Regions from separate parts of the Mus musculus genome. Here region 1 is linked to region 2. A link is a loop called in an ENCODE intact Hi-C map of the cell type or tissue named here. Cell type or tissue: heart. All regions are shown on one strand. Links, peaks and the distances in the headings refer to the core of each region. The heading gives the core; the rest is flanking DNA.

Evidence for each region. Hi-C counts contacts between places; a loop is a spot of excess contacts. Peaks named below come from ENCODE experiments on the same cell type or tissue, not always from the same donor. Only the 100,000 strongest peaks of a DNase experiment are listed, where the experiment ranks them.
Region 1: a loop joins it to region 2, with 2.0 times the contacts of the local background. A loop is called at or near these places in 4 of 42 quality-filtered maps.

What each region holds. Positions count from the first base shown.
Region 1 is chr2:170,311,093-170,327,401 of GRCm38, forward strand. It overlaps Gm34542 (a long non-coding RNA gene), which reads left to right and starts at 8,133. Exons shown (of 3, transcript XR_375322.3): 1 at 8,133-8,392; 2 at 10,676-10,799; 3 at 12,133-12,309. In heart, for the core only: a CTCF peak has its summit at 8,298 (motif pointing left); DNase peaks (open chromatin) are centred at 5,899, 8,299, 11,179 and 13,189; H3K4me3 peaks cover 2,307 bases; H3K27ac peaks cover 3,338 bases.
Region 2 is chr2:170,244,818-170,261,126 of GRCm38, forward strand. No RefSeq gene overlaps it. Among named protein-coding and RNA genes, the nearest start is that of Gm17619, 59 kb to the left of the region's middle. In heart, for the core only: a CTCF peak has its summit at 6,052 (motif pointing left); a DNase peak (open chromatin) is centred at 8,044.

The DNA.
Region 1 (16,309 bases), core at 5,224-13,223, 69 kb after region 2:
CCTAAGTCTTTGACTTGTTCCTGCAGAAGACTATGTTCCCGAACAAGTCATCCACAGAACAGTATGCAGACAGGAACAGGGCTGAGCTGTCACGAGACGCTAGAGACAGATTTGTAAGCTGGTTGCATAACTGTCATGTTCTGTTCCAGCCTGTTCTTTGAAGACTGTCTTTCCCCCTTCAGCTTTCCAGAGGGCTAGTGGTGCCCTGGGAAGCAAAGGACATGGAACTGACTTACAGGGAGACCAAGGCTAAGCAGGTGCAGGGCCCTGGATTGCACAGATATTGGCAGGGATCAAAGCACACCTACTCCAGGAGGCTCCTGGTGGCAAAGGAAACAGCTGTGAAGAGATGCCAAAACAAGATTTAAGAGTCATAAAGTGTTTTCAGTGTTTAAATTGAGCAGAACAGGGAACTGGGGATGTGGCTCAGTTGATAGTGTTGCTTGCATGACATGCACAAATCCCAGGTTCAGTCCTCAGCGTGGCATACACCAGACCTGGTGACAAACACTTGCTGTCCCATGTGGCTTACAATTTAAGGATAAGAAATTTAAGCCTCAGCTACACAGCACATTCAAAGTAGCCTGTGTTACATATAAGAGACAGTGTCTCAAAATAAATGAAACAAATAAGAGAGTTGGGACACACACACACACAACACACTACTGTTGGCTGTAATGGCATGTTGAATCTGGAACCACAGGAGTCGCAGTAAGTGGGCGTTCCATGTATCCCTTTGAGAGTGACTTCTGTTGATGTCACTACTTGATGGGGACCTGTGAGAATGCAGTGCTTGTTTTATGGCTTTATCTCAATTAGTCATGTAAACCTGTGGGTGACATTTGCCTCTCTGGGTTTCCTCATCCAAAAAACCCCAAAAAACAAAACACAAAAAACCCACAAGTGTTGAGCCCTAGGCTCCTATGAGCTCCCTCTAAGCGTGAATGACCACATCAGTAGCACGGACATCATCTCAGTCCCGGGGATGCAGGTCTTACTTGCAGGGACCTTAGGTTCTTTGCACAGATGAGGCGGGTAGAAGATAGGGAGGTGGGAGAGGAAGGGGTGTCTATCAGGCAGCATGCTACATGATAAGATTGTCTACAAAGTTCCAAGTCAAGTTACAAAAGAAAATTGTCATCATGTTTCAGGTAGGTGTTTGATTTTATTGTGGCAACAGTAACCCACAGGGTAACAGGTTAGACACAACTAGGTCACTGTATGTGGAGAATCAGGAAAAATGCCAGGTGTACAATGCCAGAGTAGGCACCTGCTGCAAAAAAAGCATCTCAGGAAGGGAAGAAGAGAGTGGCCTGCAGAGCCTCAGTCAGGAGTGCCTCCCACACCTCCCACGTGCTTTTAGCAAGACATTGATAAGGGGTGTGCCATAGAGATCATGGAGGACTTGGGGGGCAGAGAGGTCACTGAAGGTTCTAATGAAGACAGGAAGTGACTCCTTGGTGGATCAAGAATAAGAACTGGGAAAGAGAAGGCTCCAGTAGCATCCTGGCCATATCTTCAGGAGGGTCTGGACAGGAATCCCTACTCCAGCCAGTTAGCCACAGTGTGTCCTCTAAGCCTTACCATCTCTCTGACCTTCCTCTTCTTCATCTGTGAGACGGATGGAAGAAGAGGGTCCATTGTAGGTGGTTGGAGAGGAATAGCCTTGGATGGACGAGTTCATCCCAGGCAGGCATGTAAATAATGGCCTGACTTGTGACCGCCATAGAGCTGACTAATGTTCAAAGAGCATGAGACAAGGAACCTGTTTGTCAGCCACGTCCTTTCACCCTCCCCAGACAAGCCCAGGAAGCAGGCACTGTTATGATCCCATTTCACGGGTGAGGTAAGCAGTTTCGTCAGGGCATCGACGTTAGTCATTATTATGTTCTCAGGTGACATCACAGGAGGTTAAGATGACCCAGCTACTCAGCAAGAATGTGGGCAAAGACTTGCGGCAACAGCTACTGAGTGGCTGAGTTTGTCTGGAGGAGAAAATAAAGAGACAGGAATATATGCCTGCCACAGCCCAGCAGGGGTGTGTTTTATTGAGAAATCAGTTTGTCAGGGCTAAGCTTTGTTTTGAGTCTCGACGGATGCCTGGGCGTTAAAACCATCCCACAGCTGTGACACTGGCCCATGTGCTATGTCATCATGATTTTGCCTGTTCTAGGATTTCCGATAGATGGACTCACAGGCTGTCCCAGAGTCTTGCCTGGCATTGGCGAGCAGTCTTCTGTGGTCAAGCAGACCTGTGCTTTATTTAGTCAAACGATGGAGATTCGCACTCTTGCTACTGTTCCCTGTGAACAAAGCACTTGTGGACGGTTGAGTCCACGTGTTTGTAGACGTGTCTTTACCTTTTCTGGATAACTCCTAGGAATGGGCTTGGTGGATCACATGCTAAGTGTATGTCTCACTGTATAAAACACTTTTTTGTGACAAAAAAAAAAAAAAAAAGAATAAAAAAAATTAGCCAAACTGTTTTGTGCTCCTGTAAGCATTGTGAGAATCTCCAGCTGTCTTTACCAACAGCTGGCGCCATCAGTAATGGTTAGCTGTCCTACTGTGTGCAGTGACCTTTCATTGTGCATTCTCGTTTGCATGCCCCTAACGACTGGCGACTGGCGGTGACTTTGAATAACTACTCGTTGCTTGGTTGGTGATCTACTGTCTCTCTGTGTAAATGTGTCCGTTCAAATACTTTACTCAGTTAAAAACAATGTCTTCTTTTTATTCTGCCATGAGCAGCTTTTTATAACTGTTTTGGGGGTTTTTTGCTTTGTTTTGCTTTTGCTTGTTGTTTTGAGACAGCACCTTTCTGTGTGGCCTGAGCTAGTCTCAGACTCATGATCCTTCCACCTGAGTCTCCTGGGTCCCAGGATTAATTTAGTAACTATATTTAAAATAAAAACCCTTTTCTTTAGTCTGTGTTCCATGGTTTTCCTTTGTTTTTCTGTCTATTTCTCCCTTCCTCCCTCCCTTCTGTCCTCTTCTCCTCCCTGTTCCCTCCCTCCTTTCTCCTTTCCTCCCTCCCTCCCTTCCTTCTTTGTCCCTCCCTCCCTCATTCCTCCCCCATCTCCCTCCCTCTTTCCTTCCATCCCTTCTTTCCTCCCTCCCCCTTCTTCCCTCCCTCCCTCGCTCCCTCCCTCGCTCCCTCCCTCGCTCCCTCCCTCCCTCCCTCCCTCCCTCCCTCCCTCCTTGCCTACCAGGGCCTTACTATTACTAGTACATCTCAAGATGTTCTCCAGCTCACAGTCCCCGTCCCCAGCTTTAAGCGCTGAAATTACAGCATGTATAACACCCAATGCTTTTCATTTTCTTAGTGGAGGAGAGCTTTGAAGATGAAAATTTTTAATTTTTATGATTGTTTTATGTATTTACTAAATTTTGTAGTGATTTTGAATTATAGGAAAAAATGTGAGTGATCCAAAGTTCCAGGGTTGTTTTCCTGTGGCTTCTCTCATGGGTTTTCTAGTTGTTGTTGGTTCTACCAGTGTTTCAAGTTCACGCATCACTTTCAGCTGAGTCCTGTCTTTGCACGTGGACATCCAGTTGTTTCAGGGTCTTGTTGAAAAGACTCGCTAACTTTAAAAAATTAAATTAACAGCAAACTTGACTGTGTCTGGTTGTCTCTTTCTGATCTTTCCTGTGCTAGCAACGCTCTGTCAATCATGTGTAGCTTTGTACTGGGTCTTGAATTGGGTCAGGTGAAACCTCCCAACACTGGTCTTCCTATCTGTGCATTTTCGGAGCACCAACTATGCATCCACCTCTGCTCGTTTGTTCAAGAAGTATAGGCCATCTGGGGCCATCAGTTGGTAGAGTGCTTGCCTAGTAGGCACAGACTGGATGTGATGCCCAGAACTGCATGACTAAAGCGTGGTGGTGCATGCGTGTAATCCCACACGGGACGGAGATGCAGGGGGACCAGGAGTTCAAGGTCATCCTTAGCTACAGATTTAAATTTCAGGTTAGCTTGGGCTACCCGAGACTCATCTGGAAACAAAAATAAAAATAACTACTCAACACCTAATAAGTCAGGCTTGGCTTCAGGAGCTGGGGTACAGTGCTGAGAAAGATACAAATTCCTGGCTTTTAAGGGGTTTTCAGGGATGTGGGTGCCCAGTGGTGGTGGGATGAGATTCTGAAATATTCGCTCCTATCTGCTGCTCCCTCTGTAGCCTCTGTGTGTGTGTGTGTGTGTGTGTGTGTGCATGCACACACACACATGCCCAGATAGAAATATGTTCTCGGAGGAAAATACACCAAAGAAAAGAAGAGTGAGCTAGAAAGAGCTCCCCAGAGCAGTGAGAACTGAGAATGTGCCAAAGGACATGAACCATTTAGCACCAGTGGGGAACAGTCTTCCAGGTGACAGAGGGGACAGGAAGCATCAGAACCCAGTGGGTTGGGAGCTGTTCTCTGGAGGGCCCTGCCCTTGAAGAACACATGTTTTCCAAGAGGGAGCACCCATGTTGGAATGACAATGTAGTTAGTGCTCCTCTCCTGTAGGTTAGTGCTCCTTTGCTATAGGTAAGTGCTCCTCTCCTATAGGTCAGTGCTCCTCTCCTATAGGTTAGTGCTCCTCTCCTATAGGTTAGTGCTCCTCTCCTACAGGTTAGTGCTCCTCTGCTCTAGGTTAGTCCTGCTCTCCTATAGTACCTAGAGAGCTAGGGCAAATGGGCTAGGCCCGAAGTGCAGAGACAAACAGCTATGGAAGACTGGGTAAGCACTTCCAAGCTACGAAAGAGCAGTGTGAAGGGTCAGGGCTTGTGCAGTTAGTAGGGGAGATCTTCCAGTTGAAGAAACAGAAGAACTGAGAGCCACTGGGTATCATCCTCCTGCGCCATGCCTTCCTGGATACTGCCATGCTCCCACCTTGATGATAATGGAATGAACCTCTGAACCTGTAAGCCAGCCCCAATGAAATATTGTTTTTATGAGAGTTGCCTTGGTCATGCTGTCTGTTCACAGCAGTAAAACCCTAAATAAGGCAGAAGTTGGTACCAGTATTGCTGTGATAGACCTGACCATGCTTTCCTTTGAAAGAATGTGGATTTGGTGACTTTGGATTTGCAACACAGTGGAATGCTTTAAATGGAGATTAATGGGTCATCAATTCCTAGTAGGAATATGGAAGACTTTGTTGCTGGGAGTATTTGAACTGTGTTGACCTGGCCTAAGAGATTTCAAAGGAGAAGAATTTCAGAATGTGGCATAAAGACAGTTTTTGTGGTATTTTGGTGAAGAATGTGGCTACTTTTTGCCCTTGTCTGAAAAGTCTGCCTGAGACTAAAGTGAAGAGAATCAGATTAATTGCATTGACAAGGGAAGTTTGTGGCTGCGCTATCTGGAAACTTACAGCCAGCCTCTTGGACCTCGGGTGACTTACGCAAATACTCAGGGACAGAGATGCTTGACTCTGTACTGATGAGTTGTCTTGGATGCAAATATGGGCTCTTCATTTGACTACATGTCACGATGAGTCAGGAGCTGCTCTCTCCAGAGTGTGACAAAGCGAGGGGATGCTGACGGTAGCTGTTCTAGCTTTGAAGGTAAGCCTGCACTTATGCTAAAGTCACACATACACGAGCCGGGTGGAGAACCTGTCTGTGTGGAGACACCTTTCATTACCTGTGGCATCCAGCCTCTCAAGCTTGGACTGCCTGTGTGCTCCTGGACTCTGGAGGTCCCACTGCTCTGTCCTCTGCTGCTTATGATACTGACATTTTAAAAGAATCCAGTGGTTCCCCCCTGTACTCGGTGTCTACTTCTACCTGGATGTTCCTCATTTATGTTCTGTGACACTTCTCTGTGACTCTGCTGCATTCCTGGGTGACATGTGGACACCCTGTCCCTTTGCAGACCATGATGTCACTGTCACTAGTGGAATCAGATGCCCCAAGTGTTGTCCTGTGTTTGGGAACGTGACAGGCAGTACAGAAGCAGAAGAGGAAGGGTGAAAACGGAAATGTCACAGCAGCATCTGATGTGTGCCTCAGTCACGCATGCTGCTGATTGGAACTACTCAGCATGAGAGAGGGCCATGGTGAATACACAACCCTATACACACTGTGTCCATTTCTCTCTCTCTCTTACACAGAGAGAGAGGGAGGAGGGGGAGGGGGAGGCGGAGGGGGAGGGGGAGGGAGAGGGAGTGGGAGAGGGAGAGGGAGAGGGAGAGGGAGAGGGAGAGGGAGAGGGAGAGGGAGAGTTTAATGTCTGTGAAGAGATACCATGACCAAAGCAACTCTTATAAAGGACAACATTTAATTGGGGCTGGCTTACAGGTTCAGAAATTCAGTCCATTCTCACCATGGTGGGAAGCATGCAGGTAGATGTGGTGCTGGAGGAACCAAGAGTTCTATATCCTGATCTGAAGGCAGCCAGGAGAAGACTGCCTCTTCTGCACAGGGCAGAGCTTGAGCATAGAACATCAAAGCCCTTCCCCACACTTCCTCCAACAAGGTCATACATACTTCAACAAAGACACACCTCCTAACGGTGCCACTCCCTGTGGACCAACCATTTAAACGCATGAGTCTATGAGGGTCAAAGCTCTTCAAACCACCACACTCATGTACACACACACACACACACACACACACTCTCATACACACACACACACACACTCACACACACACACACACACACACACACACACACACCACACACACACACACACACAGAGTTCTATTTTGCACTGTTTCACTGTCACAAGGTTCTACTTATCTCAGACACACTGCCAGGAATTGTGTGGGAAGACTTTCAGTTTCTTTGGGTTCACATGGACTTAGCAGTTCTTGGTGATCCTGAAAGATTTCTGCAGAAAGAAGCCAAAGTGTTGAGCCCAAGGCCTGGCCACACATTAGTCCTGTCTAGATGAACAGGGGTTTAAAAATAAGGGGGCATCAAGGTGAAGCCAGCAGGGGCTGACTTAGAGAGGAGACCCACCCAAGCCAACTGCTCGAAGTCAAAAGCGATGAATCCCCATATCCAGCTGTGCCCGGTGCTGTCTTGCTACATCTTTAGTAAATGTTCTTTTAGTTGTATGCGTATGAATATTTTGCTTGCATATATTTGTGTACACCATAGGTGTTCCTAGGGCCTATGGAGGCCAGAAGAGGGCATCAGATCCTTTGGAACTGGAATTATAGACACTTGTTACCCATAGAGTAGATTGTGGGAAATGAGCCTTTAGTCTTCGAGAGCGGCCAGTGCTCTTAACCTTTGGTCGTTTCTCCAGGTCTTTGAGACTTTATTTTCTTGGACATCAGGACAGGATCCAGGGCTTTGAGCTTGTTTCTTCAGCCAGCTTTCTTTTCATGTATATTAAATTTTATGTTATTTTGCTTTCTTTTTCCCCAAGACAGAATCACACTCTATATAGCTCAGGCTGGGTTTGAATTCAGTTTCCCTGTCTCAGTCTACCGGGTAATATGATTACAGATGTGAGTCTGACTTTGGTATCAAAGTCCCCAGCCCTTCTGGATATGTGTTTTAAGGATATCAGATATATCCTTGATTTGCTTTGAATTTTCTTTTTAGTTACAACATAATTAGTTCCGTGTCACCTGAATATGTGTATGTCACCTACATAGTCTTCCTTCTTCTCTTCTTCCCTCTCCCACCTTCCCAGGTACCTGTCTGTCTTCATATCCTTGTGCTGAGAGTCTTGTTGAGGGAGATGATGACCGAGACAGAGCCACTGGGGAAGGGAGATGGGCTAGTGCAGGTCTTCAGAGAGGAGCTCGTGAATATTGTAGCCCCTTTAGTCCCTGGCATGTCCTCTTGTATAGCCACCGCCATGCTGTGGCCTGGCAGAAGTGAATAAGTTGTCCAGCTGTTGACAGGCCTGCCCTCCAGACCCAGTCTGATCCCAAGAAAGGGCATCTGTGTCTGTCTCTGAGGCCGTAAGTGCTGCCTGGTTGTCTCCAGCTTGACTTGACACTCCCTCCTTAATAAGAGTACCACAGAACAGGGTCTGCAGAGTCCCTGGGCCAGGTCCCTGTGCTGTCCTGGAATGCCAGGCGTGAATTTCCTGTGAAGTAGGACTTTGCTCGCCAAGCTCCCACGGCTTGCCCTTCAGATAGCCAGAATTATCTGGTACCCTGCATTGCCGTTCAATACGCAGAGTATCACTGGAAGCGCGCGCGCGCACACACACACACACACACACACACACACACACACACACACACGCCCACTCCATCTTTAAACCCCACCCCCCAGCAACGGCGGTGTAAACACTCTCCATCAGGAAGCTGAAACGCAGTTGCCCTCTGCTGGGGAGATGAAGGCAGCTTGCTGGGGGCGAGGACCGTGCTAGCAACCTTCCCTGGTGCACACGGGCTCTGGTGCATGACGGGAACGGAAACGCGGAACTAAAGTCAGTCCTGCTTTTTTTTTTTTTTTTTTTTTTTTTTTTTTTTTTTTTTTTTTTTTTTGGCGTTGGTGGTGGACTGAGTGACAATCAGTGAAATCACTTAGGTTGTTTTTCTCTTCTTCGTTGGGTTTGATAGACGGTGGGAGAGGGTCAGAGGAGAAGGGGAGGGATGGGGAGAGAGGGAGGAGGGAGGGGCGGGAGGCGGGGGGCGAGGAAAACGTGCTAACTTCTCCAATCCTACAAGACAAAGGTTTGGAGAAAGCCGCACTGAGTGACCCAGCAGAAGGAATCCAGGAATGTCCGCTGGAATCTGACTGTTGATTCCAGCGCCATGCAGAGAATCTAGGCTGGTAGGAACATTCTTTGTCCTATCCGACATAATAACTCCAACCAACACGGAAAAGAAAGGCTATACAAGTGAAGAAATGGCATTTTCACTTTCATGACTATACAATCACTTCCAGGTAGTAACACGTGTCTAGCACAGCGGTTCTCAACCTGGGGGTCACGATCCCCCACTTTTCTGCATATCAGACATTTTTACGTTGTTATTCATAACAGTAGCAAAATTGCAGCTATGAAGTAACAATGAAATGCATTTATGGTGCGTGTGTGTGTGTGTGGGGGGGTATCACCTTAACATTTACTGTAAGAAGGTTGAGAATACTGCTCCAGCAGCTAGTGTGTTGGACTTAGGTTCTGGGTATATTATTAGCAATAGCCAACCAGAATCCCCACCCACCACAGCATTGAGGCCCCATGCAGGGCTTGCTGGGAGAGGCACTGATAAGACTTCTTTATGTATTTATTTAGAGACGAATACTCATTAGGTAGGCCAAGCTAGCGTCAAACTCATGGCAATTCTCCTCCTCCAGTTTCCTAAGTACTGGACTCAGGAGTGTGTTGCCATCATATACAGTAAGGATTTATTGACTGAAGAAAATCTCAAGTGGCTTTGGTTAATCCCTACTACGCCAGAGGCTGAGGCAGGAGGCGCGCAAGGTCAAGGCTTGCCTGGGCTACATATAGAGTGAGCTCAATTTTGACACTTGGTGCGGTGTTAGTAGTAATAGTAAAGATGAAGGTGTGGCTCAGGTGGGGCCGGTGATTGGACACACTTGGGGTCTCCTGGTCCATCTGCAGCTGTGCAACAGGAAGAGCGGAGAATGAGAGGAAAGAGAGAAAAGACAGAATGAGAGAGAGGGAGGAAGAGAGAAAAAGGAAAAGAGAGAGGAAAGGAAAAAGGAAAATGAGGAAAGCGAGAAAGAAGAAATGAGAAAGAGGAAAGGGAGAAAGAAATGAGAGAGAGAAAAGAAAAGACAGAATGCGAGAGAGGGAGGAAGAGAGAAAAAGGAAAAGAGAGAGGAAAGGAAAAAGGAAAATGAGGAAAGCGAGAAAGAAGAAATGAGAAAGAGGAAAGGGAGAAAGAAATGAGAGAGAGAAAAGAAAAGACAGAATGCGAGAGAGGGAGGAAGAGAGAAAAAGGAAAAGAGAGAGGAAGGGAAAAAGGAAAATGAGGAAAGCGAGAAAGAAGAAATGAGAAAGAGGAAAGGGAGAAAGAAATGAGAGAGAGAAAAGAAAAGACAGAATGCGAGAGAGGGAGGAAGAGAGAAAAAGGAAAAGAGAGAGGAAGGGAAAAAGGAAAATGAGGAAAGCGAGAAAGAAGAAATGAGAAAGAGGAAAGGGAGAAAGAAATGAGAGAGAGAAAAGAAAAGACAGAATGCGAGAGAGGGAGGAAGAGAGAAAAAGGAAAAGAGAGAGGAAGGGAAAATGGAAAATGAGGAAAGCGAGAAAGAAGAAATGAGAAAGAGGAAAGGGAGAAAGAAATGAGCGAGATAAAAGACAGAATTTGAGAGAGGGAGGAAGAAATAGGAAAAGAGAGGAAAGGATGGAGAAAAGAGAGAAAGAAAGAGAGATGAAAGAGAGAAAGGAGAAATGAAATGAGAGAGAGAGAGAGACACAAAGAGCCAGAGAGAGAAGAAAAAAGGGGAAAGAGAAAGAGAAAGAGGAAGGCTCCTCTTGGACACATCTTCCTTTATCTTTCCCTGGGGACCGCCAAAGCCTGGTGGCATACTGTACATTCTGTACACTGTTCATTCAAAACAGGCTCTGTCTTAAAGATGGTCTGAGCGGTCAGAAAAGGGTATTGTTAACTTGTTTGCAAAACTGCCTCAGGAGAGTGCTGAGTGCGTGAAAGTTGCTGCCCGTTAAGGAGAAGTCTCTACTACTTGTGATCTCACCATCGAAAATTTCTTTAATTGTCTCCTGGTGTTCTGGGTTTTGCAGTTTTGTTTCTAAGGATACATTCTTGGGTGATGTCACAAAGTCCCCAAAGACACGGTGGAGCTGTGTTAGATGGGGAAAGACAGTCTGCTGAGGATTTATCTGGAACTGTCAGAAGGAAAAGAAGGTAAATGGGGCACTTGGGAAAGTGGCCTCTAGTTTGACTTCTGGCTTAGCAAAGGTTGTGGGGAGATAAGGCATACACAGTAGTTAGCAGGAGGCAACAGGGTCCTGGGAGGACGCGAGGCAGAAGGAGAGGCTGGGCTGACAGCATGCAATCATTGCATAGTCTCCAAAGGAGATTGCAACATGGCTGAGTTTTCAGAGGTCCTACAGAGCCCGTGGTAGAGATTCTGTGGGTTCTGAGACAACTTGACTTTAGCCAGATGGTATTTGAGTAATCTGGGAGAGAGAAAACAGCTACAGCAAACAGGGCCACATTTAGTGACGAAACTCTCACTTTGACTGTTGAGTCATTTGCAGTGGGCCCTGAGGTCAGGCTGGCCCTCAGCTCAAAAACAAGCGAGGAACTGAAGCAATTACTCAGATAATCCACAGCCACAGCCACTGGAAAGGGCCACATCCCCAGAGACAGCACAGCAGGGGTGGGGGTGGGGCTATGAGAAAGTTAGTGATTGTAGCAGTTATCTAGAATGTGCGGAGCAGAGGAGGTTACACAAAAACCTAGAATGTCATTCAATGTGGGAAACCGAGAGGCTCCCAAGCCCTAAAAGGAACAGTTTGCTTTCAGCCAAAATGGAAATAAAATTTGGGGCTTAAATCTGGCAAATGATTCAGACCTTCTGTGTAGGTGTCTTTAAATGCACAGCAGATTGATTTTCATGTTGGAGTTTATTTGAACTAAAAGACAGAAATGGTGAAAAGCACACCTGAAGAAATTGAGATGCTATGAATAAAATCATTTACTTACAGCTATCACTTAATTAGTACCTCCTTCCACCTTGCTGATTTATTGGGCTAGTCAAGGAAGAAAAGATCTTCCCTCCTCCTTCTCTCCTCCTCCCCCTCCTCTCCTCCTCCCCTCCCCTCCTTGACCTTCCTCTCCTCCTTTTCCCTCCTCCCCCTCTTCTTCTCTTCACCCCCTCCTCCCCTCCCCTCCTCTGTACTCCTCCCCTTTCCTCCCAATCTCTTTTTTCTCCCCCTTCTTCTCTTTCTCCCCCCTCCTCTTCCCTCCTCTTCCTCCCTCCCTCCCTCCTCCTCCTCATCCTCCTCTTCCTCTTCATCCTCTTCTCCTTCCTCCCTCTCCTCCTCCTCCTTTTCCAGCCCTACCTACCTTCCCTTTCTTCTTCATTTATTCAAAGTAGCTTTGAACAGCACTACTCGGTTTAGTTGTGTATAAAAGGAAAATGCAGGTCCAAGCAGCTTGGGGAAGATTGCTTTTTGCTCTCTGGAGGCAGATGATGACAGTTCAAGATCATTCCTTTTGCTCCATGTCACAGGAAGGGGGACATGCCGAATCTACCAGTTTGCAGCCACCTACACAGGATCCACCTTCACTTCTAAGGAAATGTTTGGGAAGCTACCTACCAACCACTTCTGGCATCTCATGGGCTAGAGGACTCTTAAATGGCACTCTTATTTGTTTAATAAAGGAGGTTGTGACGTGTAGTTTTAAATCCCTTCCACACAACAATTGCTACTCTCTGACCAAAAAAGAAGGGAGACAGGATACGGCTAGGTGTCTAGTAGACTTTACCACTTTGAAAAGCCTTAATATAAATCAGGTAGATACATCTTTTTAACTTATTCTTGTAAAGACAAAAACAAAACTTTATTTTTATTTGTGTGTATGCTTGTGTGTGTGTGCCTGTGTGTATACCACATGTCGCTGGTGCCGGAGAACACCAGAAGAGGGGACCTGATCTCCTGGAGCTAAAGCTATCCATGGTTCTGAGCTGCCTGATGTGGGTGCTGGGAACAGAACTCTGGTCTTCTGCAAGAGCAACAAGCCTCCTCTTAACTACGAATCTCCTCCCCATCCCCCCAAATACATTTAATTATTCATTTTAGCAGCTTTATTTCGTAACTACTTATCACAGCATAAAACAAGGATTTTATATATATTACATGCAATCGAGGATAAGAGTTGAGGGGAGATGCGTGTGCTCCTTCTGGGTGTCTGTGCTTTTGAAGAATGTAAGCAGTGCACAAGGGACCGAGGCGTGCCTGTCTGCCAGGAGCTGTCTTCTTCCCTTGGACTCTGAGCTGAGTGCAGTGCTCCGAAGAAGTAAAAGACGACCTCATGAAGCAATGTCTTCAACCCAAACATGCTGTCCAGACAAAGTCCAGCTTCATTAGTGCTCTGAGGAGAGACTTACTGAGCCTCAGGAAAGCCCCCCTCAGCATGGCGAAAGTCCACTTTGATTGAAGTGACTCGAAAGCCATGGCAGTGCGGCGGCGGCCGCGTGGAGCTTGTGCTCGAGTCGGAAGCGGCATCTTTGTCAGGCGGCTGTGATTAGCACGGGGAGGCAGGACTGGAGTGAAGGAAGAGTTGGGGGCGGGGCTTAGCGCTCTGGTCTCCTAAGCTGTAGTCAGCGCCTCAAGATTTGTAACCTGCCTTCTGCCTTCCCAGCCAGGCAGTCAAGTGGCTCCAAGCTGAAGACTGCAAAGTGCCCCTAACCTTTTGGTTATAGCGAGGCTGAAGACACCGTGCTCTTTCATGAAAGCCGGATGTCTGAAATCCGATTTGATAAATATGGATAAAACGTATAACGCTCGATCAATCGAATCGAAGGAGCTCACGATTGGCACCACGGCTTTGGGGACAACAGAGTACTGACTCGTTGGGAGGACTTGGATACTTCCCCTCCTCTTCCATCTCTTCCCCTTTCCTCACTTCCTCCTCCTTCCTTCTCCATTTTCTCCCTCTTCACTGTTTCTTACTATTTTTACAAAAGATTTTATTTATTTATTTATTTATTTATTTATTTATTTATTTATTTATTTATTTATTTAATGTATGCGAGTACACTGTAGCTGTCTTCAGACACACCAGAAGAGGGCGTCAAGTTCCATTAGAGATGGTTTCGAGCCACCATGTGGTTGCTGGGGCCTCTGGAAGGACCGCCAGTGCTCTTAACCCCTGAGCCATTTCTCCAGTACCCTTCTCACCGTTTCTCTTCAATCTTCTTCCTCTTCCTTCTCCACTTTCCTTGTCTTCTTGGTTTCATTATCTTTCTCCCTTTCTTCCTCTTCTCCCCTTCTTCCTCCTCCACTGTAGTTTTCCTTCCCTACTCTTTTCCTGCCTCCCTCCTCCTCCCCTCTCATTCCCCCTCCTCTTTCCTCCTTCTCCCTCCTCCTCCTTCCTTCTCCCTCTCCCCTCTCCCCTCTCCCTTCTCCCTTCTCCCCCTCCTCTTCCTCTTTCTCCTTCTCCACCCCTCCTGTCACAGTATCAATGGCAAGGGTGTTCTAGAATGGAGGAGTGTCCCCTAGGCACTAACGAAAGCCAGTTAGGATGCTCTGAGACGGGTACAATTCAGGGAGGGCCGTGGGGATGGAAGGGTTGTGCTGCGATTCATTCTGGAGCAACCCCCAGGCAGAATCATGAGGTTGGTTCCGGATTCGCAGGGCACAATTCAGAAGAGGAAGGTTTCAGGAAGGACGAGTTTGTCTGAGATAGGAGTTACATCTGATGTCTTGGCAGCAGAGCCACTGTACAAGCGTGCTTTATTAACCACGTGGGATTAAATCTTCTTTTAAATTTATTTTCAACTCTTAAGGAAACGTGAACTTTCACATTCAAATTTAGACTTGCAGCTCTTATGGGGAAAAAAAGGGGATCTTAAGAATATTAAGCATAGGCGGCTGGAGAGATGGCTCAGCGGTTAAGAGCACTCTCTGCTCTCCCAGAGGTCCTGAGTTCAATTCCTAGCAACCACATAATAGTTAACAACAGTCTTTAATGAATTCTAATGCCCTCTTCTGGTGTGTCTGAAGACAGTTACAGTGTACTCATATAAATAAAATAAAGAAATTTAAAAAAATGAATATTAGGCATAGATTCCTGGATCCTAAGAAAGCCATCAGAGCTGGAGCCATGTGTGGGATCCTGCTTGGTGCTGGAGGGGCAGAGTTCATGCCCCCGGGGTTTTTACTTATTATCACATTTTCATCGTTGTTTTGAAACAGGGTCTTGTGTGGTCCAGGCTGGCCTTGAACTCATCTTTCAGCCTCTACCTCACAGGTTCTGGGATTACTTGGTTCCTAAAAGTATCTCCGTCAAGCTCCCTGGTGTTATGGCTGTGCCAACCAGGAGGGTCTATACACTCGCTCAGGTAGAGGGAGAAGATCCGAATCTCTGACAGGGACTGCTGCCTCTCGGGGCAAATGGAGTGAAGGACAGCGGCAGAAGGATTTAGGAAAGATGGACGGGAGAGTGGAAATGCTGCAGAAGCCAGAAAACAAAGCAGGAAGCCTGCTGTCCAGTGGGGCTCAAGAGCGGAGGGATGCGAGGGGGCTGCGCAGGAACATTTAGCGTCTGCGTCTATGGGGGTAGGGGCGGGGTGCCAGCACCTAGTCACCTGAAGGGGAAATGCTTGCCCAGGGAGCAGGTCTCAGTAGCTGACCTAGAGAAAGGAGCGGCCCCTACAGAGGAGACACGGGTCACTGTTTGTTAAAGTGAAGGAGAAATAAATATTCTTTCAAAGAATCTTAGGTGAGCCCAGTTCATCTGCGCTGTGGAGGCCTGGGGAACAGTTAAAAAGACCCTGACACACACCCAAGGCAAACAAGCAACACACGGCTCCTTCCGTAAGGGTCCATGATTCTCTGAAGAATCAGCCCCGGAATCAGCCCCGGAATCAGGTAGTCCGTAAACACAATGAGTGTTTTACTCTGCAGAAGTCCAGCCTGCTGGCGTCTCCCATTACCAAAATAGAGGGATAGTCACGTGAGCTCACCGGCTCGATTTAAGGCACGTGGTTTTCCAGGGTAGATGAGCTTTGGCTTCTGGAACCATTATGGGGCACGAAGGATGGAGCCAGGATTTTTTTTTTTTTTTTTTTTTTCTATTAGCAATTGATTTGCTTGGGCTTGGCTGGACTTGCCCAGTTCTTAGGCCCAGTCTTCTTAACTGCCGATCTGAAGTCTGTCATGGAGTCAGCCTAGCCTTCTCACTTCCCTTCAGCTCGAATAGGAAGAGGAGGTGCACACCAGATGGTCTGAGAGCAGGGATAAATGGTGTGCCTTTGTCTTTCAGTATTTCGTTATTTTAAGTAGGAAGATGCTTTTCTGTATTACATTGCTTGTGAAACCGGAAGTTGATTCGGGGCACAGGACAATGGATTTGGTGTTTTGCAAGGACTGTTTCAGAAGAGAGAGGAGTGGAAGGGTGGTTAGAGTGAGGAGTGGGGTGGGACGGGATGGGGGAAGAGAAGGAAGGGCCAGACAGGCTAGGTAGGGCTGAGAGGAGGCGGTGGGAACTTCTTGAGTTAGCGCAGCAGTAAACTTGGATGTGCGTGTATCTTTGTGATATATGACCCGGAGCCGTGTAGCTGGCTCCGATAGTACTGCTAATGTCAGTGTCGGGGGGGGGGGGTCCCATACTGTTCCACAGGGGCTGCACATTCCCATCGAGAGCAGGAGGGCTCCTCTCTCCATACATCCTCGCCAGCATTC
Region 2 (16,309 bases), core at 2,739-10,738:
TTATTTAGAAAATGATTTATTGATTCTTTACCCCTAGAAATATAAACTCCTTGCCAAACACATTCACTTTAGTATTTATCCTCTGATCCTAGTATGATGCCTGGTATATGTTAAAGCCGTATATGAACTCTCTGAGTCAATTATTAAGGGCTGGGATATATAGCTTAGTGGCAGAGTGCTTGCTTAGCATGCAAGAGGCCCCAGGTTCAATCCCCCACACCACAGTTGTGTGAGGGCGCGCGCGCGCGCGCGCACACACACACACACACACACACACACACACACAATCTGTGAATTCATCATTAACTCTGGGAATGTAGTCACAGGCAGGTGACCAGTATTTGATTGTAGTCAGTTTGATTTATAGGCAGGTGGCTTTTATTTGTTTCCTGTGCAAGGGTTGCCTTTCTGTGGAATGATAATGCCCAAATGTTTGTGCTGTGTGTGCTAAGAGCATGGAGTGGAAATGCCAGTTGATTCCAGATAGAGTCATTCATAATGGACCTTTATTATTTCTCCTCCTCCTCCTCCTTCTCTTCCTCTTCCTCCTCTCCCTCCTTCTCCTGTTCCTCCTCCTCCTTCTCCTTCTTGTTATTTATATGTATTTGTGTTTCTGTGTATGTGAATATGCCTAAATAGGTCACCTGGAGCTGGAGTTACAGGCAGTGCGGTGGGTGCTGTGTGCTGTGTGCTGGGTGCAGGACTCAGGTCCTTTGCAGGAACAGTAAGTACACACTCTTTTTAGCTAAGCCATCTCTCCAGCCTCATTTTTCCCCCCTCCTGAGGTAGGGTCTTAATACTAAATACCCAGGCTGGCCTGGAACTTTTGGCAATCCTCTTACCTCAGGTCCCCTCAATGGCTAGATTACAAGCATGAGCCACCATACCCTGCTTGATTGTCCCTTTAAACCCATGAATGGGTCAGAATTCCTCCAGCTCCTGTCAATATCGATAGGGGTTACAGTCTGAGACCACTTACCCCGCTTTATTCTCCCACAGGCTTCTCCTTTGTTCCAGTAAGTATCTCTTCGCAGCAGGCTGGCACACAGGAGATGATTAACATATCAATGGGAGGATCTCTTTGGGATCCAGAATTTGGTCTAAAGTTTTCCTCTTAGAAGCTGCCCAGGCATGCCTGTATATGGATTGTCTGTAATTACCCCTTAAAACAATGCCTGTGCCCAAATAAAAAAATTTAATCAGTGATGCCCCTGGACCTGTGCCTGAATAAAAGATTAACCAAGGAGCTCTCTGCTTGTGCTGAGACTTATACTTCAAGCCCTGCCCTGACTTGGCCCAGCAATGCCTGGCTCATTCGTCCCCACACCCGAGAGGTTTGGATTCAATGCCTCAAGAAAAATAGCTGTTGGTCACCACAGCGTGAAGCTTAATCAAATTTGTCTTCATGAATTTAGTGTTCTGACTCACCAGCGTGGGAGTGGGGGCTGATGTCAGGAGACACATCTCCGGATACCCGATCATTTGGCGGGTGAGAGTGGCATCGTGAAACATGGAAGCCGGAGAACTCGGAAGTTGGGGATGCCTGTAGGATTTCTTTTCCGTCCTCTTAGCTTTAGGCATTGACAAATGATGCACCGTTATCTGTCACCCCAGTATCACCCAGAGTCAAGACAGTGACTTAAACTGAACTATGGCACGGTTCAGGAGCAGTTCTGTGCTTTTTGTTTTGGTTACAAACTCCTTTTTCCTTTCAGGGGACAAGAAGACATAGGAGGGCGCCCTGGTTTGCCTTCCTGGTGCTGTGATAGACACCTTAACCAGAGGAAGTAACTTGGGGAGGCGAGGACCCTGCTTTCATTTACATCTTCATAGCTTGTTGGCTAAGCAGGCTGGCTGTGCAGATGAAGCCCCTGTTAGCACTCTCTGGCTCTCCTGGAAATTACCAACTGCACCAATGACTCTCCATCCGCAGCCCTGTTCTCTCCTCTTTGAGCCTTCCTGGCATCTCCCTGTTCTTCTCATGGATGCTCTTTCCCCAGCTCCCTAACAGCAGCATTCAGCAAGCTGTCATTCCTCTGAGAACCTGACACACAGTCCCAGCCCCAGTGCCTGCTTCCCCTGTTTGTGCAGCCCCTTTCCCTGTTTTTATAGCTTTGTGGTAATGAACAGGATCTGTGTCTGTCTGTCTTCCCTTCTCCAATTTTTTCTGCCTGTCTGTCCATCTGTCTGTCCTCTATCTCCCCACCCTCCAACTCCTTCCAGTGTTTCACTGTATAGCCCTGGCTGGTCTGGAACTTACTATATATACTATGCTGCCCTGGAACTCATAGAGATCCTCCTGCCTCTGTCTCCTAAATGCTGGGATTAGGACTAGATATTTCTATTGCCTGTTTTGTTATCAAAATTGTATTTGAAGAGGGCCTCACCCATTGATATATAGTGTTTACATGGCCCACACTGTGTGGCTGTGTGGTCCCTCTAACTGAGATATTCACTTCCTGGCCTTTTGAATGATGATGGTGGTGGCAGTGGTGGAGGAGGAGGAGAAAAAGGAGGAGGAGGAGGAGCAAGAGAAGGAGGAGCAAGAAGAGGAGGAACAAAAGGGGGAAGAAGAAGTGGAGGAGGAGGAAGAAGAGGAGGAGCAAGAGGAGGAAGAAGAGGAAGAGGGAGAGGGAGAAGGAGGAAGAGGAGGAGGAGGAAGAGGAAGAAGAAGGAGGAGGAGGAGGAGGAAGAGGAAGAAGAAGGAGGAGGAGGAGGAGGAAGAGGAGGAGGAGGAAGAAGAAGAAGATGAAGAAGAAAAAGGAGAAGGAGAAGGAGAAGGAGAAGGAGAAGGAGAAGGAGAAGGAGAAGGAGAAGGAGAAGGAGAAGGAGAAGGAGAAGAAGAAGAAGAAGAAGAAGAAGAAGAAGAAGAAGAAGAAGAAGAAGAAGAAGAAGAAGAAGAAGAAGAAGAAGAAGAAGAAGAAGAAGAAGAAAGCAGCTTCCTGGTTCAGTATAGAGATGAACCCTCTAGGCTATGAGTCACCAGCCTACATTCGAATCCCAGCTGTAACTCTTATTGCTCTGCCACCCTGGTTACACATCCAGGAGCTCTGACTCAGAATCCCTCCCAGCTGGTGCAGAAAAACATGACCACACCTCGCTAACTGCTTTGAAGTGCTCCTGAGGGCTCCCCTATGCTTGATGTCTTAGATTATGATCCTAGCAGATCTTTTCTGTTCTTATTTTTTAAAAAAAATGAAACACAGAACAATCTGGGCAACCACCTTTCCTGTCTTAGGGACAAAATTCATAGCATCCCGGTTGAGTCAGAGCAACTCAGGAGGTCTTCGATGACAGACTGTGGGGCTGTCTTTGATCTATTCTGGACACTCTGCTGACTCAGTGCTGACGACGGAAGACCCACTGGTGAAATGTCTGGGAGATCAAATATTTGTATGAGAGACTCAGGATTCCCAGCGGTCCCTGAAGCCTCATGGGAAGGGCTGGAAGGAATAAGAAAATTTACCAGGAACTGGTGTGGACTCCGACATCCGTTATTGCTGCCTGCAGTGGGTGATGGACAGACGGCAGTTCCTGGGAAGTTCTGTGAGGCCACTAGGTGGTCACAAGTTTAATTCGAGCCAGACATACAGGGCTGGCAAGGAGCACAAGATCCTGGTCTGCAAGAGATGCCTGTGGGCTCCGAGGAAGGTAGAACAGAAAGCAATTTAAATGAAGTAGGCAGCCCACAATTTGAAAATGGACGTCTGTTGTAGAGATGATTTTTAGTGGGGATATTGCCAGCATTTCAGGGGCCAAGGAAGAAGTGCAGGGAAGGTCGGGTTGCTGAATCCCTTGGGAACCTTGTCATCTTGAGGGATCCTGGGGGATCCAGGAATGTTTCCCAGGAAAAGGGATGACCACAGGGAAGCAAGCTTGCTGACAAGCCTTCTCCATGGAAGGAACTTGATGTTTTATTATTGTCATGATGCTGATTATGATTATTATTTATGGTGCTGGGTTAGGATCTGGGACCTCATGAATATTTGGCAAGCTCCCGACTTACGTCTCCAGTCCCAATCTCACTGCCCCTCTTACAAGGAGGGAAATACACTTAAGAGATTCACCATCAGATGATCAGCCCTACTCATGAGTTTCTTCCACCCTCCCCTGCTTGGCCCAGGTCTACGGTCTCAAAAGAAGTCATTCTTAGATTCTGTGTTTGTTCTCCATGGCTCTGCCTTGCTGTCGATGGCTGACGGATGCTGGGAGCTAGTGCACTGGATTCTCCTTTTTCGGGAGAATGGAATCTGCCTAAAGGATTGCCAGTCTCTCTGTCTTTGTATGACCAAGGCTGTAGTATGTAAGTCTGGGGCAGAGGGGCAGATGTTTGTCACCAAGACAATGCTGTGGTAGAGAGTTGGTCCATGCATGTTGCAGGAAGGACAGGGCAGGGATGAAGAGAGGCAGAGTGAGCAGCAGGGACCTGCCAAGTGATTCTTTTTTTTTTTTTTTTTTTTTTTTTTTTTTTGAGACAGGGTTTCTCTGTGTATTCCTGGCTGTCCTGGAACTCACTTTGTAGACCAGGCTGGCCTTGAACTCAGAAATCTGCCTGCCTCTGCCTCCCAAGTGCTGGGATTAAAGGTGTGCGCCACCACCTCCCGGCAAGTGAGTCCTTTTTAACCCTTCTCTTTCCTTGCTTTGGTTCCTCCTCAGGTCTCGCTGTATTCCTGAGACGGAGCTTTACAAGTTATGTAATGCTTGCATCTGCTCACTTAGTGAAGTCATTGTGTGCAACCCAGTGGGTCTTCACTATCTCAGGGGCTGATGAGATGGCTCAGTGGTTAGGAGCACTTGTTCCTCTTGCAGGGAACCAGAGTTCAGTTCCCGTAGGCTTAGTTTTGTTTTGTTTTTTTTCAAAACCTACTTTATTTAGAGTTTTTAAATGGTTAAACCTCTTTTCTAATCCACCAACCAGAGGCAAGAAAAAAAGGTTAGTAAGAAAGGGGGGTTGTGGACATGTTTAGAAGTAGTTTCTTGCAGTGACTCCGCTCTTTGTTGTCAGGATACCAGCATGCCAGTTCAACACCAAACACTAAATACAGATCAGTAGTGGTGGCCCGATCCAGGATCCAGCAGAAACAGCAAGGCTCTGTGGAATTGGTATGAGTCGGCGGAATCAGTCAGAGCCAGCAGAAATACCACAAGAAGTTCTTGGTACATTTCTGTCTTCGAAGTGAAGACCGACGAAGAAGATGAGCAAAGACCGGCAAATCGTTGCATGACCTAGCAATGCAAGAGTGTCCTCTCACTGTCTGTGGGTCTATTCATACTCTTTCTAAGCACCATGCGACCTCTCAAGGGTCTGTTTCCAGCAAAACATCACATGCCCTCTCACGAGACAGCTTCCAGGAAAACATCATGTGGCACAACTGAGTTGTTAAAGAAACCAGAAATTTCCACTTCACATCTCCCTTTCTGCTTCAAAAAAACCCAAAAAACAAAAACAAAAACAAAAAAAAACCTTTTTCTTTTTTTTTTTTTTTTTTTTTTTTTTTTAAAAGATTTATTTATTTATTTATTGTAAGTACACTGTAGCTGTCCTCAGACACTCCAGAAGAGGGAGTCAGATCTCGTTACAGATGGTTATGAGCCACCATGTGGTTGCTGGGATTTGAACTCCTGACCTTCGGAAGAGCAGTCGGGTGCTCTTACCCACTGAGCCATCTCACCAGCCCTTTCTTTTTTTTTTTTTTTAAAAGATTTATTTATTTATTTATTGTAAGTACACTGTAGCTGTCCTCAGACACTCCAGAAGAGGGAGTCAGATCTCGTTACAGATGGTTATGAGCCACCATGTGGTTGCTGGGATTTGAACTCCTGACCTTCGGAAGAGCAGTCGGGTGCTCTTACCCACTGAGCCATCTCACCAGCCCTCTCTTTTTTTTTTTTTTTTAAAACCTTTTTCTATAACACTAGCAATCTACAGGTAAGGCTGGAGAGATGGCTCAGTGGTTAAGAACACTGACTGCTCTTCCAAAGGTGTGGAGTTCAAATCCCAGCAACCACATGGTGGTTCATAACCATCTGTAATGGGATCTGATGCCCTCTTCTGGTGGACCTGAAGACAGTGACAGTGTACTCATATAAAATAAATAAATCTTAAAAAAAAAAAAAACCACAAAAACCTACAGATAATAGGCATAATTATGAGAACCATGAAACTAGAACTTTATATCATATTTTAAATGAGCTGCTTATGTACAACGTATCAAATAATAGACAAAACAACGTTAAGTCTCTATCAAGATGTATTAATCTATGCCAAGGTAAAATATTTAAGATTAGTATTTTTATTTATTATATTTATTTATTTGTCATTATTTTTCCCCTTTCCCCTCTTTCCCTCCATTATTAGATAGAGGAGAGAGATCCCTGATTTAAACTTTATTTTGTGTCCTCCTTGACTATAAGGAATAAAAACCACTCTAGATGATAACAGTCATAGCACATCAAATGACCAAAAACATCTATCCCACTTTCTGGGAAAAGGGCAGGTCATGTCTTAAAATTACTTGTCTGGAGACAAAGATATTTTCTGGGTACCCTATGAAAATCAGAATATTGGCCAAATTCCAGGAAAGCTAGCTATATCTTTTTCTGTCCAGTCCCTGTGTTGTCTGTTAAGTCTATGTTTAGTCTCTGTGTGATCAACCATTTGGGCTTGCTCTTCTGAAGTTGATGTGGATATATATTTTGGAGAGACAGACTGAGACAGTCTGTGAGAGTGAGTCACCTAGGCTATTTGCTTTGGGAAGACATTCATGTCTTAGCTGATAGGAGGGTTTCCCTGGTCAGATCTAATCTTTTTAAGTTTTCTTGGTAGCCATATTTTTTTTCATTCCCCATAGATACATGAGCATAACCATGTCCCCATCTTAAAACGATTGCGTGCTTCCATTCTAATACCAACACATCCTTATAGTACGTGAGTTAGCCTAGTTCCTCAGATAACCCAGCGTTGCTGTTGTTCCTTTTTTTCTTTTTTTAACCAATATTAAGAAAATTTAGAGTTAACAAAGCATTATTTAGTCTGTCCCTGGGGATTTTTACTCTTCCTTTTTGTTTAATAAGCATCTCTTTTATGGTATGATTGGCTCTTTCTACAATTGCTTGCCCTGTGGGATTGTGTGATATACCAGCATTATGTTTTATACTGTACATATTACAAAGAATTGCTTCATCTTATTGGATACATGTGTGGGAGCCTTATCAGTTTTAATCTGTGCAGATATCCTCATAAGTTTCTATCATACAGCTTGTAATTTTAGCTCCAGGGGATGTGGTGCCCTCCTGTGATCTCTTAGGGTTCCAGCACACATGTACACACAGAGACACACACACAATGCATAATTAAAAATGAATTCTTGGATATATCAGAGAATAGGAGAGAATCTCAGTACACAAAGGCATGATGGTAAATGGTGTCCACCACTGAGTATTGCTTCAGGAAGTGGGGTGCCGAGCAGAAGGAGAGTGGGGGACCAAGGAGAGCATCCATGAGTAACCAAAGGCACAGGGAAAGAGTTTAGCCATTTTCTAAGTCCGGGCCCTTGAGAGTTAGTTCTCAACTGCAACCCAGCACATTTCTTATGCAAAGTGTGGGGGTGAATAGAACAGAGCTGTGAGGACCAAAATCCCAGATGCATCAGCTGTCTACACTGTTACACTGTTCTGGGCTGGGAGCTGGGAGTAGAGTTTAGTCGTGGAGGTAGAGAACACATTTATGAGGTCAGTGCTCTAGGGCTTGTTCCCAAAGTGAAAGGACAGTTGTGAGGTGGGGTTAAGGGGAGGGAAGAAAAGTGTGTCTGTGTGTGTGTGTGTGTGTGTGTGTGTGTCTGTGCGCTTGCGTGACTGTAAAGTAGGGCTATAGAAAGAGAGGCTTCAAGGTTAACATATGGTAGATGCAAGCCATTCGACAGAGAAAGACTAAAACCCTTCTCCACGTGGGCTACTTGCAACAGAGCGTGTCTTCTCAATCTAACCATGGGGGAAGGCAGCTGCTGTACAAATGATCTTCCGAAGGTCACGTGACTCGGGCTCCAGTGCTTTTGAGAGTCTGCCTGCCTCTCTCCGGAGCACTTCCCTTTTCTTGATAAACCTTTTCTGTTTCTGTCACTAACCGCAGGTCTCTGGTGTAGTTCTTTGTCCTGGGACACGAGAACCTGTATATTTTTGCCTGTGTCCCCCAGACTCTGGTCTGTAGTGAAGCAGAGGAAGGAAGGATGAGAAAGAAGGAAAGGAATTGACCGAAACTTAGTGTTTTCTAGAGGCCAGAGTGGGCCTCACTGCGCTTCGTTCAAGACTTGGGGCTGATGTCTATTGGATGTTGGGGGGAAGCTGCCTCACTTCCATTCCCAGCTTTAGACCTCTCTGGTTGTCTCCATGTCTGGCCCTTCTCTCACCTAAACCTCCGTATCCCAGACACACATCTCCCAAGTGCTGGGATCTCTGGCTCTGTTTCCCCCAGAGCTGAGCAGGCACTCACTGGGAGCCTGTGATTATACCAGGCCTACTTGTGTGTTATGATCCTGTAAGAGACTGAGTGACTTATAAAGAACAGAAACAAATGTATTGGCTCATGGATCTGGGGCTGGGAGGTGGAAGGGCACAGAAGGGCACCCGTTGAGGGTCTTCCTGCTTAGCATTCTATGGTGGAAGGAGAGAGGGCCAGTAAGGATTCGAGACAGCAAAAAGCAAGATGCAGTTCACTTAAAAAAAATTTAGGCCGGGTGTGGTGGCCCACGCCTTTAAACCTAGCACTAGGGAGGCTGTGGCAGGTGGGTTTCTGAGTTTCAGGCTAGCCTGGTCTACATTGTGAGTTTGAGGCTAAATAAGGGAGACCCTGACTAAAACTCTCTCTCTCTCTCTCTCTCTCTCTCACACACACACACACACACACACACACACACACACACACACACAGAGACACACACAGACATACACCTCCCAAAGTGCTGGGATTATAGGCATGTGTCAGCCTACCCAACTGGTTTATGGCCTTCTGATAGGGTTCCTGTGACAATATGACAACGTGGTGATTCATAACTTACCAGTGAGATCAACAAACTAGAGTGCACACAGAGACAGGCCTCTGTTAGGAACTGAAGATGGAGATCAGATAGTGAATTTCTAGTCAAAACTAGTCCTTGTCAGGATTGGGCTGGAGCTAGCCTTACAGCACAGCTTCATGTATCCTAGAGCAAAGATGGATGCGCTGTCCAGGAAACAGCTGGGCTCTGCCCTGGGCTGCAGGATTGACCTGTGTGGGCTTGCAGCTCATGACCAAGGGCGGCTTTCTAGAGTGGACTCCTGCATTGTTCAAATGGCAGCATAGACTCAGGAGGCTGGACGTAGATTTCAGAATGCTTGCCCGTTAGCAGATGGTCGTTTCCCCTTTTTTTCTTTTAAATGTTTATAGGAGCATGTCTCTGTGTGGGTGGCTGTATTTGCATATGTGCTTTGTCCCTGAAGTACAGAAGAGTTGACGGCGGTAGTTGCAGGCAGTTGTGAGCTGCCTGTTGTCGGGGTTGGGAACAGAACCTGGATCCTCTGCAAGAGCAATAGATGCTTTGAACCACTGAGGATTTACCCAGCCCCATCCTGCAATGAGATGATACCTGCCATCTCGGGCTTATCCGGTTATTGTAATGAATGGGCTAACTCCCGGAGACAGTTGAACTCCTTGCTAGCAGAATTTTCCTAGCTTCTTTCTGGATACATCTGAACAGGAGACAAATATATAATTGAAACTGGCTTACAATGTTTATATTTTGATAGTATTATTATTTAGATTTTTTTGTGATGAGAGAGAGAGAAAGAGAGAGAGAGAGAGTCTTTCTACATAGGTCTAGCTGCTAACAGACTTCAGTTTCATGGATGTGTGAGCCAAATAAGCCCTCTCCTCCCCGGGTTGCTTTAGTCACGGCGTTTCATCACAGCAATAGCAATGCTGACTAAGACAGGCTGGGGTCACCAATAATCTGTTTTTAAAATCTTTTTTTTTTCTTTTTAATGCTGGAACTCCTCAAAACACCAGTAATAAATTCCTGTATGATTTTATTTGGCGTGACAATCTTAGATTCACACATTCTGTAGCAGGGATCAGGAGTCCTTTCCATTGCGGGTGTATGTCACATGTGGTTCACCTGTCCATCTAGTGATAGATACGTAGCCTATTTCTCCATATTCGGGGTCTTATACATGGTGTTGCAATAGACACCAGAGTACAAAAGACTGTGGTTGTTGGATTTCGGGACAGGGTTTCTCTGTCTCGTCCTGGCTGTCCTGGAGGATGAAGAATTTAAGTACCCCTCAGTCTGTTATCATCAACTGTCTCAAGGAAACCCAACCAAACAACCAACCCCCATCTCCTTGGTTATTTTAAGTCTCTCTCTGTGTGTAGTATTATACCTGAATTGTTCCAACTTAGTTTAGGTGTGTGTGTGTGTCTTGGTCAGAGGACAACTTGCAGTAGTCAGGTCTCTCCTTTTACTCTGTGGGTTCTGTGGATCAAACTCGGGTTATCAAGTTTAGCAGGAACTGCCTTTTCTGGTGAATCATAGAGATGACTTTACAGTCTAAACTTTAGGCTTTAATATGGTTCAACCTTGGCTGGGTGTGGTGGCTCATTCTTTTAATCTCTGCACTCAGGGGGAAGATGCAGAGGCAAGAACGTGCAGCTAGCTTACTGTGAATTTCAGGGCAAGCCAGAGTTACATAATGAGATCCTGGCTAAACAAACAAACACACACACAAACAAATACTACATAATTATTTGAAATTACTTGTAAATAAAGGCAGGTGGGAAGCCCTGGGCTTCATCCCCTGCACCACAGAAACCAAGCATGCTGGTTTTATACTCAGCACTTGGGAGGTGGAGTTAGGTTCAGGTCATTTGTGGCTACATAGGAGTTCAAAGTCTGCCTGCAGTTATGTGAGAATTTGTCTTTAAAGAAAGTAAGTACTTTTTAGAACTCAGTATTCTCTTAAACTTTGAACTTTGAAAGAATAGTCCCAGACTGAAGTGCTGGCATAGGCAGGACTACAGATAAGCGTTTCATCTGTACAGTAAAGTCATCAATGGCGGCCTCACAGATTGGAGTTTGGGGAGGAAAATCAAAATGCCCAAACTTCTTTTTGCTTTTTTTTTTTTTTTTTTGTATTTCTATATGTGCATGTCATCCATGTGTGTGTATCATGCATGTGTATATCATGCATGTGTGTGATGCATGCATGTGTGATGCATGTGTGTGATGCATGTGATGCATGTGTGGTACATGTGTGTGTGATACACGTGTGTGATGCATGTGTGATGCATGCACGATGCATGTGATGCATGTGTGATGCATGTGTGATGCATGCGCCTGTGATGCATGCATGTGTGACGCATGCATGTGATGCATGCATGTGTGATGCATGCATGTGTGTGATACATGTGTGTCATGCATGTGTGTGGTGCATATGTGTGATGCATGTGTGATACATGTGTGTCATGCATGTGTGTGGTGCATATGTGTGATGCATGTGTGATGCATGCGTGTGATGCATGTGTGTGTGATGCAAGTGTCTGCAAGTTTGTGAACACGCATGAGGTGTGAGTGTGCATGCCTGAGGGTGGATAAGCTTGTGGAGAGGCTGACTGGTCATTCTATATGGCTCTACCTCCTCCTTTAGTGAAGCAGGATCTCTCAGTCAGGAGCAGAGCTCACCCATATAGCTATATACAGACACACAGACACACAGACACACTCATCCAGAAATGCTGGGTCTGGGTGGCCAAGCTGGTTCTGATGGGGCAGCAATGGGACCCTCACAGCTCCTCAGGGCCTTTACGATGCACACCATGAAGAGAAGGGGTTAGTTGGGGAGCTCTCTCTAGGGGAGAAGTTCCAGGCTGTAAATGTCTGAGGAGAGACCTAGGTCATGTTTTCAATACACTGTCAACATCTGAACAGGGGCCAGAGGAAGGTTTGCCAATTCCTTGAGTCTAGGGCACTGGGTCCCTGTTGATAACACATATTCGCTGAAGACTTCATCTGTTCCTTGTGAACTCACAAAGCTGACTCAGTTACCCACAGGTTCTCAGGCAAGCACTTTATCCACTGAAAAACTTTCCTTAGCCTCATACAAACTTAGTTGTCTTTCTATTTCTGTGAAAGGACACCATTGTAGTGAGAGTCTGGGTTTCTTTAAAAACCCAGTTATGGAGGCAGGCAGTGGCGGCACACACCTTTAATCCCAGCACTTGGGAGGCAGAGGCAGGAGGATTTCTTGAGTTCGAGGCCAGCCTGGTCTACAGAGTGAGTTCCAGGACAGCCAAGGCTATACAGAGAAACCCTGTCTCAAACATCCCCCCCCCCCCCCCCCGGCCAAACAAACAACCCCAGTTATGTTATGTGAATGTTTTTGTTTTAATCCGAGGCGTGGATGTGGGACTGCTTCCGACTATCCTCAGCAGCAGACTATTTGCCTCCTGAGTGCTCTGGAGAGGGTATAAATGCCCCAGCCCCAGAAGGCCGTGTGTGTGTGTGTGTGTGTGTGTTCTGAAGAAGAAGGCATGGCTGTCCCTCCTGCTGGTTCCTGCTTTTGGTCTTGCTGTCGCCAGTGGTCTAGAGAAAGGAGACAAGAAGAAATTGGAGATATCCTGAGGAGACGAAGATTGGACTTGCCCTAAGGAACTCAACGCCCCTAATCAGCAGGAAGTAGTTTAAAGAGGTCCACGTCCTCTCCCGCTCTAACCTTCTTTCCCTGCTGCCTGATATTGGGGTGTTAGAAGGGATAATGACTGGAAGGGAGGTAAAGATAAGAATCCAAATAATATAGCTAAAAAATAAAAATAATAAAAAAAAAGAAATAGTGCCAACACACCATGACCAAGGAAATTTATAAGAGAATTTAATTGGGCTCAGAATTTCAGAGAGGTTAGAGCACCGGGTAAAGCAAAGGCAGTGTGGCAGGGAAAGCGGAGAACCCTGAGAGCACACTAGGAATGGTGTCAGTCCTTCAAAACCTCAAACCCGTCCCCAGGGACCCACCTCCTCCAACAAGGCCACACCTCCTCCAACAAAGGCCACACCTCCTCCAACAAGGCCATACCCCCTCCAACAAAGGCCACACCTCCTCCAACAAGGCCACACCTCCTCCAACAAAGGCCACACCTCCTCCAACAAGGCCACACCTCCTCCAACAAAGGCCACACCTCCTCCTACAAGGCCACACCTCCTCCTACAAAGGCCACACCTCCCCCAACAAAGGCCACACCTCCTCCAACAAGGCCACATCCTCCAAAAACAGTTCTGCCAACTGGGGCCCAAGCGTTCGAGCCTGAGCCTGCTGAGGCCAGTCTCATTCAAACCCTGTTTTCTCCTTCTCATCTGATTTCTGGGAGAAAAGTCAGATTGAGTTGATTTTAGGGAAAACACTGCATTCTAAACCAGGGCAAGAAATATACACATATGATATTTGCATTATATATAATGAAATATATTTCTGTGTCTGTCTGATCCCACACATACCTAGCACAGAAGACCCATGCTGCATGGACCCCATCTGCTCCCCGATCCAAGGGATTAACTTAAGGTCTTTACCTCAGGGTTTTTCCTTCTTCCGGGTCACTACTGAGCTCTGAATGATTCCCCTACCCCCCCCCCCCCCCCCACCGCGAGGGATTCACGGGCTCTGAGTGGCCTGATGCCAGCATCCTGATTCACCATTTCCTGTGTGGGGTCTGACTTCCTCGGAAGGTCCCCACGGACCTCCTCTTCTTCCTGCTGACTCAGGGAGGTATCCCGCTGCCTCCTCCACCCCCAGCGTCCCGGGAGAGGAAAGCTGGACTCAGCAAAGCCAAGTCCTGCAGCTCTGCAGGGCGAGATGCTTGTATGTGGACCAGCTGGGGATGGTCGCTGCGGTTCCCTTGTGAGTGTCATTGGAGTCCCCTGCTTTCTGTAGCAACAGGGTCAGGTGGGGACATACCTTTCGAGTTCTCTGAGGGCCCCAGGCCCCAGTCCCAGGAGTTCCTTCCACCAAGTCTCACTGAGCCTCAAAGGGAGACTGCGGTCCCTCCAAACCTTCCTAAGAAGGCCTCTGGGAACCAACTTTAATATGCTATTATTATAATTCACTGGGGGTTCAATTTGCATATAACAAATTGCAAAGGCCATAATAAGTTTTATGAGTTTCAACAAAAGTCTAAATTTGTGTAACCACTGTCCCATTGTCGAAGAACATTTCAGCGCAGCAGTAAACCCCGCCTCTCCCACCAGCATCTCTCCCTTTGTGAGCCTTTCACCACGGTTCAATTTTGACTGTTCTAGAAGATATTAGAAATGTAATTAATCAAAAAGCTCACTTTGGGGTCTAGCTTCTCTCCATACTGTAATATTTCTGAGACTTATCTCTTTCTTTTAAAATTTTTTTCTTTAATTTTTTTTTTTTTCGAGGCAGGGTTTCTTTATGTAGCCCTGGTTGTCCTGGAACTCTCTGTGTAGACCAGGCTGGCCTCAAACTCAGAGATCCACCTGCCTCTGCCTCCTGAGTCCTGGGATTAAAGGCGTGCGCCACTAGGCCTAGCCTGGTCTCTTTCTTAAGACGGAGAATCCGATCCTTTGGGACTGGAGTTAGAGGGAGTTGTGAGCTGCTGTGTAGATTTTGGGAACAGAAGGGACTTAGGTCGCCCAGGGAAGCAGCCTGTGCTCTTAACTACTGAGCCATCTCTCCAGGTATGAGTCGGGGTGGGCAATAAACAAATTAGGTCTCAACCTTGTCATCCTCCTGCCTCTGCTTCTTCAGTACTTTGATGCCAAGGGTCCAGCCCACACTATGTATTCGCACAAGGCTGTTGTGTGTCTTGCCATAAACAGGCAAGTGCTCTGAGCCTTAGGTGTCCTGGTTAGCAGCAGACTGTGAGGTTAAGGACTTCACGCCAGCCACTCCCATCATTTCCCTCTGGCTCCTAACCTGGTGCCACAGGTTCCTGCAGGTTCTCTGGGCCCCACATACTCCTGACCCACACTTTGGTTTTCACTGTGTTCTTCCGACTGTCCAAAAACCATTTTCTCACTTCCTCAGGTCATGACTGAGAGGCTGCACATCTTTCTGGATCTTTAGGTGGATCCCCCCAACTCTCTCTCTCTCTCTCTCTCTCTCTCTCTCTCTCTCTCTCTCTCTCTCTCTCTCTCTCTCTCTCTCTCTCTCTTTTCCCCTCACCCTGCCCCATTCGATCATACTGCATTTTCTCTGTGATGGCTCAGCGTCTGCTTGTGTCTCTAAATGCCTTACAGAGATGTTGCATACGCCACGCCAGCCCATGCCTCCACAGTTAACCATTCTGGTTTCCAGCTTACTCACAGTTGCATAAACTAAGACCACAGTCAATCTTAGATCGTGTATCACCTTAAAGAGAAACCCCAAACCCTTCAGACATTACATCTTTTTCCTTGTCTGTTAGTTGTCAGTGGGTACTTACCCAATTTCTTCTTTTGTACGTCGGTCAGTTTAGGACATTCTACATAGATGTCATAATACAGGAACTGAGCCTTTGGCCTGGCTTTATCCAATCAAGGTAGCGTTTTCAATTTTTAACCTTGTTTTGGTGTGTATTGATTATTCATCCCCTTGATTGATTGATTGGCTTGTTCAGACAGACTGTTGTGTAGTCTGGGCTGGCCTCAGACTCTATGCAGCCAAGGATGACCTTTGTTCTAGTCGGGTTGTTTTCTTTGTCAACTTGACATAAGCTAGAGTCATCTAGGAAGAAGAAACTTTAATTGAAAGATTACTTCCATCAGCTTGGCTGGTGGACAAACCTGTGGGCCATTTCCTTGATTAACAATTGATGGATTGATGTAGGATGGTTCAGCCCACTGTGGGCGGTGCCATCCCCTAGGAAACCTAGGAAGGTGGTCCTGGGTCTATAAGAAAGCAGACTGCAAACACTCTTACTTACTGACTCACCCCCAGTCCCATCATTCATCCTCCTTCTCTCCGTTCTTTGGCCAATCCTGGAATTCTACAACATTGTAACAACACAATATCTGGGCCTTTGGCCTGGCTTTGCCCAGTTGATGCAGTGTTTTCACGTTTTAACCTTGTTATCTCTTCCGTGCACAGACAGCTTTTCATTCTGCCTCAGCATTCATCTGGCATGGGCCCTGGGTGGTTTCTGCCTCCTGACTGTTTTCAGTAATGATGCTGTTCCATCGACCCCCAACCCCTTCTATGCTTTCATTTCTCGCAAGGATTTAGATATGAGTGGATTTCCTAGGGGGTGTGGTTTATTTATTTATTTTTTTCTATTGTTATGAAATAC